Linked DNA regions of Mus musculus: region 1 is linked to region 2. The links are chromatin loops, found by intact Hi-C in ENCODE. Cell type or tissue: heart. All regions are shown on one strand. Links, peaks and the distances in the headings refer to the core of each region. The heading gives the core; the rest is flanking DNA. Region 1 overlaps Snx3 (sorting nexin 3). Region 2 holds the start of Ostm1 (osteopetrosis associated transmembrane protein 1).

Region 1 (2,918 bases), core at 178-2,677, 170 kb after region 2:
TGGTAAATACAATGGCGAAAGGCAAGCAGTGGAAATGAGGGAGAGTATCAACAGTTTAGAATAGCAATAAACAAAATTTGTTCTACCTTCCCTCCTATCCTGGAACTACACAGACCAGCCTGCCTGCCTCTGCCACTCAAGTACTGGGATTAAAGGCATGAGCTACAACCCATCCTACCTTCATACAAGATCATCATTACTCACAAATATCGTATGCTGCTTAAGTAAAGCCTAGTGTCTTACTACATGGTGTCCTGAGTTTTCTCTCAGTCAATACATTATATACTAAGAATAACTCCAACATTTTCTAAGCATTAGAACCTCAATTATGTTTTATTGTTGGAGGCTGGAGAGATGGCTCAGCCATTAAAGTCTAGGCTTAGAACCAAAAATATAAGAGTTTAGTTCCCAGCACCCATGGCTGTCTCTCCAGCCACACACACACAAAAAAAAAAAAAAAAAAAAAAGAAAAGAAAAAAAGAAAAAAGAAAGAAAGAAAAAGAAAGAAAGAAAAAAAGAAAGAAGAGAAAAAGAAAACAATGTTTTATTGTTGGGTACCATACTTCTAATTAACATACAACACTCACTAACATACAACCAACTGCCTCATAATAAAAAATAAGCCGGGCGTGGTGGCACACACCTTTAATCCCAGCACTCGGGAGGCAGAGGCAGGTGGATTTCTGAGTTCGAGGCCAGCCTGGTCTACAGAGTGAGTTCAAGGACAGTCAGGGCTACACAGAGAAACCCTGTCTCGAAAAACCAAAAAGAAAAGAAAAAAAAAGAAACAAGAAAAAATAAAGCAGAGTAAGTATACAGTTTATTTAATTATCTAACTCACTAATCACTCTTAAAAAGGACTGTTTTCTACGTCCGGAGCCAGGCCGTTCGTTCATAGTTATATCCCAATGTCATATTCACTCTTTGGAAATAAAGGCTCGAGTATTTTAGGAAAGAGTCATCTACTAGGATCCCTTAACGACTACTCAGCAAGATAAGCACTGACTCTCCTTATGTGGAGGAAGTGAGGGCGGATCCAACTCAACTGGGACAGGAAGCAGTAGCCATGGAAGTTCAGAAACAGGAATACCAAGTTTCATGCTAACACAGGGAAAAACATGCTGGTGAATAAAGGCAAAAGAGGAAGTTCTTTTTTGTGACAGGCCATATATTAATGACAAAAATCATCCCCAAAGCTAAAAAGAAAAAAAAAAATCACCTTTTAAAAATTTTATTAGGTTTTTTTTTTTTTTAAAGTATGAATGTCTATGTGCCACGTGTCTGAAGGTGCTCAAAGGGACCAGAAGAGGGCATTGGAACTCCTGAACCTGCAGTGAGAGGTGTGTGAGCCACGTTATGTGGGTGCAGGGAACTGAACTCAAATCCAAATCAATTAAGTGTTCTTGAGCACTGAGCTGTCACCCTAGCACCGAAAATTATCCCCCTTTAAAACAGGCTTGGGTAAGAATTTATTTCCCTAGGTCCACGGAAGCCTGAATTTTGCAATCTTCAGAAAACAAGATACTAATTTGGCTCATGTTTTACACATCTATACAGTTCAATGAGTAGCCTGAAAAACCAGGCCATTTAAGCTTAATATCTCAAAAGTTTGATGATCCAAAGACAGAGAGACACACAACTTTTAATTCCAGCAGTTGGGGCCAGCCTGGTCTACATAGTAAATTCAAGGCCAGTCAGGAGCCTACATATGAGATTCTATCTCATAGGGGAAAAAAGTTTGATTAGTTCAACCATTCTTTAAAAGTGTGTAAGTTTCACAAGCTAAATATATACAGCACTCCTGGGCCGTACAACTTAAAAATGACTAGGATGGCAAATTCTGTTTACCACACAAAAAGTGCTTACTTTAATAAGAAATTCCTTCACATAAAAGCTAATGTTAAGCTGGGCGTGGTGGCGCATGCCTTTAATCCCAGCACTCGGGAGGCAGAGGCAGGCGGATTTCTGAGTTCGAGGCCAGCCTGGTCTACAGAGTGAGTTCCAGGACAGCCAGGGCTATACAGAGAAACCCTGTCTCGAAAAAAAAAAAAAAAGGCTAATGTTAACAATGATCATGAGTCCTCTAAGGCCAAAATTCTCATGGTTACTATTTAATATTTAATTTTTAGCAATGAATTAATTTAATAAGTTTTTTTTTCAAATGTGGAAAAACCCTTCCATCCTGCTCTACAGAGTAAAAAAAGCAGTACTTTCATTTAGTGTCCCTCGAATCATCTAAATTACTTACTGCCAAAACCCCATTAGTTATGGGATTCTAAGAGTACGTTTCTACTTCACCCTATTCCTTTTTTCAGTTGAAGTGAAAAAGCTAAAGCCAGACACTTAGATGAGTAGGGTTCCCTAGTCCCGGGCAGTTGCTTTTTTGGACACTGAGGAAGATGACATTCCACACACCTAGGCCTTCAGCAGGACAGCCAAGCATGCTAAGGTCAACCATTTCTCATCGCTGCTAACCGCTTGGTTGAGCCCTACCACAAAAATCTGACGCGCTCCCGTGAACTCGCCATCAAGTTCTGCTCACAGACGTGTACGGCCCAGGATACTCTTACTGTAGCTTGAGACAGGCCTGGAAAGAGCAGCTAAGCTTGGCTTCACTACGTCTTGGTAAGCGTCCAGGAAAAAAAAAAAAAAGAGACAGGGAGGGAGAGAGGGCTTCAACTTTGCGCACACACGCCCCCCTCCCCCTTTCTTCCTCAGTCACACCTAGCTCTCTTTTCGGAGAACAGTGTTCTCGAAAGATCTACCTCTTCAACTCAAATGTCAAGCCCAGATCAGCTGCCTGAGATCTCGGCTAGCAGAGCTCAACCCACGCCCTCGTCTTCCAGCACCTTCTACCGGAGCCAGCGAGCTGGTCCCCATACAAACTGTCCACGGAGAGCGAGCGAAACCCTGGCTCA
Region 2 (2,918 bases), core at 204-2,703:
CAGCTGCATAAAACCAGACCATAGTGACACGTCCGTAATCTAGGCACCTGGGAGGGGAAAGCAGGAGGGGTCAAGTGATCCTCTGCTACTCGGTGAGTTCAAGGCCAGTCAGGGCGACAAGAAACTTCATCACAAATAAATACATTAATTAAATTAAAATAGAATGAAAAGACTCCCTAAAAACAGCTTATTTAATGTAACTGCTCAAAATCAAATACAACGCTGCATATTAAAGTCATAGAGAAAGGAGCGAATCTGAAAAATACTGCATGCACTCCTATTTAAACTGCCTTGAAAGCCAAATCTTTCCACAAAGAGTGACTCTGGACTTTACTTAATGCAAATGAATGTCCCCATTTACAAAAAAAAAAAAAATCTGCTTAGTAACATTAGGCTAGATTAAAAACAAGATACACCTATTGACATTTCTATTTAGTTTAGTCAATTACGACCTCTAAAGCAACTGAAGCCACATTTTTCATGAGACTACTTGGCCCCTCAGGACGCAAGAACCATTTCCACCCCCAATCCCTGTGTCCTCCTTATTTTTCCTTTACCAGGCAACCCTGTGACTCTCACGGTGGCCGACACCGTAATCCTTTCCTAATTTATACAGTTCTTAGAGGCAAAGACTGTGTCTTCCTCTTTTGGTTTGCCTTCATTAAGTCCTTCACATTACCTTCCAAGTGACCAGGAAAGCTCTCGAGTTACAGAGAAGGCAGACTATCCTAAAATGGCAACTCACCGACCACGAACTATTACTGTATGTCGCTTTGTGTGGCCTCTCTTTGTCCCCACTTTCCGGATGAGAAAACAAGCAGAGAATGTCACTAACTTGCCAGAGAACAAGCTGATAAACAGGATGGAACCGAACTCAATACTTTGAAAAATAATAAAGGTCACACTGATAGAAACTGGTGGCTCTGGGTATGTTCGCTGCAATGTTCCAGCAAACCTGTCCCAAGAAGATGCCGGCTTACAGCATCCAGGGGGACAGCATTCCAAGCCATAAGCCCCTAAAGTCACCCGCTTGTTTCTGATACCCTAACTCCACAGACCGTCCAATGCCGTTTCCTTACTTTCCCAACCCCCCCCCCCCCCAGGTGCCGAGGCTGCTCCTCTACCCACCCCGATGTTTCGGCTGATGTTGTCCATCTTGATTGCGACCTGTTGGAAGAGCGGGTAGCAGGTCTGGCAGAGGCGCACGGGCCGAGCGCTGCGCACCATACAGGCGGTCAGCTCGGCGCTGCTATTGGCGAAGTCCATCAGCAGCTCCCGGCACTCAGGCTCCAGATCCGGCAGGTCCGGAGGTAGCAGTGACAGCGGCCCTAGACCTCCGCCCTGCAGCAAAGACAGGGTCAAGTCCTGCACCTCCAACAGCTGCTGCTCCGACAGCAGGTCCGCAAAGCCTGGGTGCCGACTGCTGGTGAAGGGGAGCGCGCACAGGGCGCACCTCCACCGCAGCAGCTGCAGCAGCAGCAGCGCCGGCAGCCACCGCCACGGCCACCCGCTACTGCGCGCCAGCTCCGCGTCCCGAGCCATCCCCGGGCCGGACTGTAACAGATAGCTCGCCCGGTGCTTCCGACAGCAGCCGCTTCCGGCTTCGGCCGGCGCAGGCCCTGAGTGGAGTCACGAGGTGAGTGCGTCACGGCCCCGCCCACCTGCCTCCGGAGGCGCGCGGGTGTGAGCGCGCCCCGCTTGGAGGTCTGTAGAGCTGCTGCAACCCCAGTGCATCCCAGGCCTCCGTCTTGCACGCTCTGCACCCTGCAGTTCCCCGCCTTCCATGAGCCTGTGGAGTTTGTTCTGGTTGCTGGAACTCCAGGGAGATGACTGCCGAGTGAGCTCCCAGAAAAACCCAGTAGACTGATGGTTTGGGCAGGTGTTCATTTTCATTGGCTCTGGATTAGTAAAATTTCTTCATCTCCTCTGGAGAGTGGATAACATCCGTTGGCAGTTCTGGTTTTGGAACTTGTGGCTTCAAAAGGCTTGATTGATTGATTTTAATTCTCAACTATCTACCCCGAACAGAACTTCCTGGGGTGATGAATATAGTCCACGTCTTAGTTAATAGGGAAGCCACTACCCACATGTAGCAGCTGAACCCTTGAATTGTAGCTACTACGATGATAGAACTAATTGTCCAATGTCACTTAATTTAAATATAACTATCTGACTAGTGACACCTGTGTACGGCTCGGATCTGGGTGTAGTGTTTTAGCGCAATAGAAATCCTACCTAATACATACACTTGAGCATACCCCACTATGTTATTATTATATATTCTATATTATACGATTATTATACCATATATTACATAACATATTGTAACATAATATGTAATATTAATATATAACATGTAATATGTGACACGTAGCATTTTATGATATGTTGTAATATGTTATATTGTATATTATGTAATGTATAATATATGTTATGATAATAAATATGTATACATTATATAATATTAATACATATAGGTATTTTTCTTCTTGGAGACAAGCCTCATGTAACTCAGGCTAGTTCTCTAACACACTAAGAAACATGTTTGCGCTATACCAGAGAATGGCCTTGAAATTCTGATCTTCCTGCCTCCCTGCTGAAAGTGCCACCATGTACCCCCATTGCCAGGTGTTTGTGGTGCTGGAGACCAAACCCAGGGCCTGGTGTGTGCTAAGCAAGCAAGCATTCTGTCAACCCAGAGACATGAGAGAGAGAGAGAGAGAGAGAGAGAGAGAGAGAGAACCATAATAACAAATCAAAAGAAAGCCTATTAATAAGTCATTGCAGTAGACACTGGAATAAAGCAAGAGGCCAGGATATAATGTGCTCAAGAGTAGGATGTGAGGGGTGGGGACATCCATGTAGAGACAGAGGTATGGGGAGGAGGTACGGGATGTGGATCAGTCGGAGAGTTGGGG

What was found. A loop is a pair of places that touch in the nucleus more often than their neighbours do. Peaks named below come from ENCODE experiments on the same cell type or tissue, not always from the same donor. Only the 100,000 strongest peaks of a DNase experiment are listed, where the experiment ranks them.
Region 1: it touches region 2 in a loop (8-fold over the local background); 1 of 42 quality-filtered maps calls a loop at or near these places.

The regions. Positions count from the first base shown.
Region 1 is chr10:42,502,631-42,505,548 of GRCm38, reverse strand. The region is part of intron 1 of Snx3 (sorting nexin 3); the gene reads right to left. Among named protein-coding and RNA genes, the nearest start is that of Snx3, 2.0 kb to the right of the region's middle. In heart, for the core only: a CTCF peak has its summit at 1,314 (motif pointing right); a DNase peak (open chromatin) is centred at 1,038; H3K4me3 peaks cover 1,025 bases; H3K27ac peaks cover 499 bases.
Region 2 is chr10:42,677,608-42,680,525 of GRCm38, reverse strand. Ostm1 (osteopetrosis associated transmembrane protein 1) reads right to left here and starts at 1,610. Exons shown (of 6, transcript NM_172416.3): 1 at 1,129-1,610. The coding sequence starts at 1,542. In heart, for the core only: a CTCF peak has its summit at 1,705; a DNase peak (open chromatin) is centred at 1,615; H3K4me3 peaks cover 1,854 bases; H3K27ac peaks cover 1,455 bases.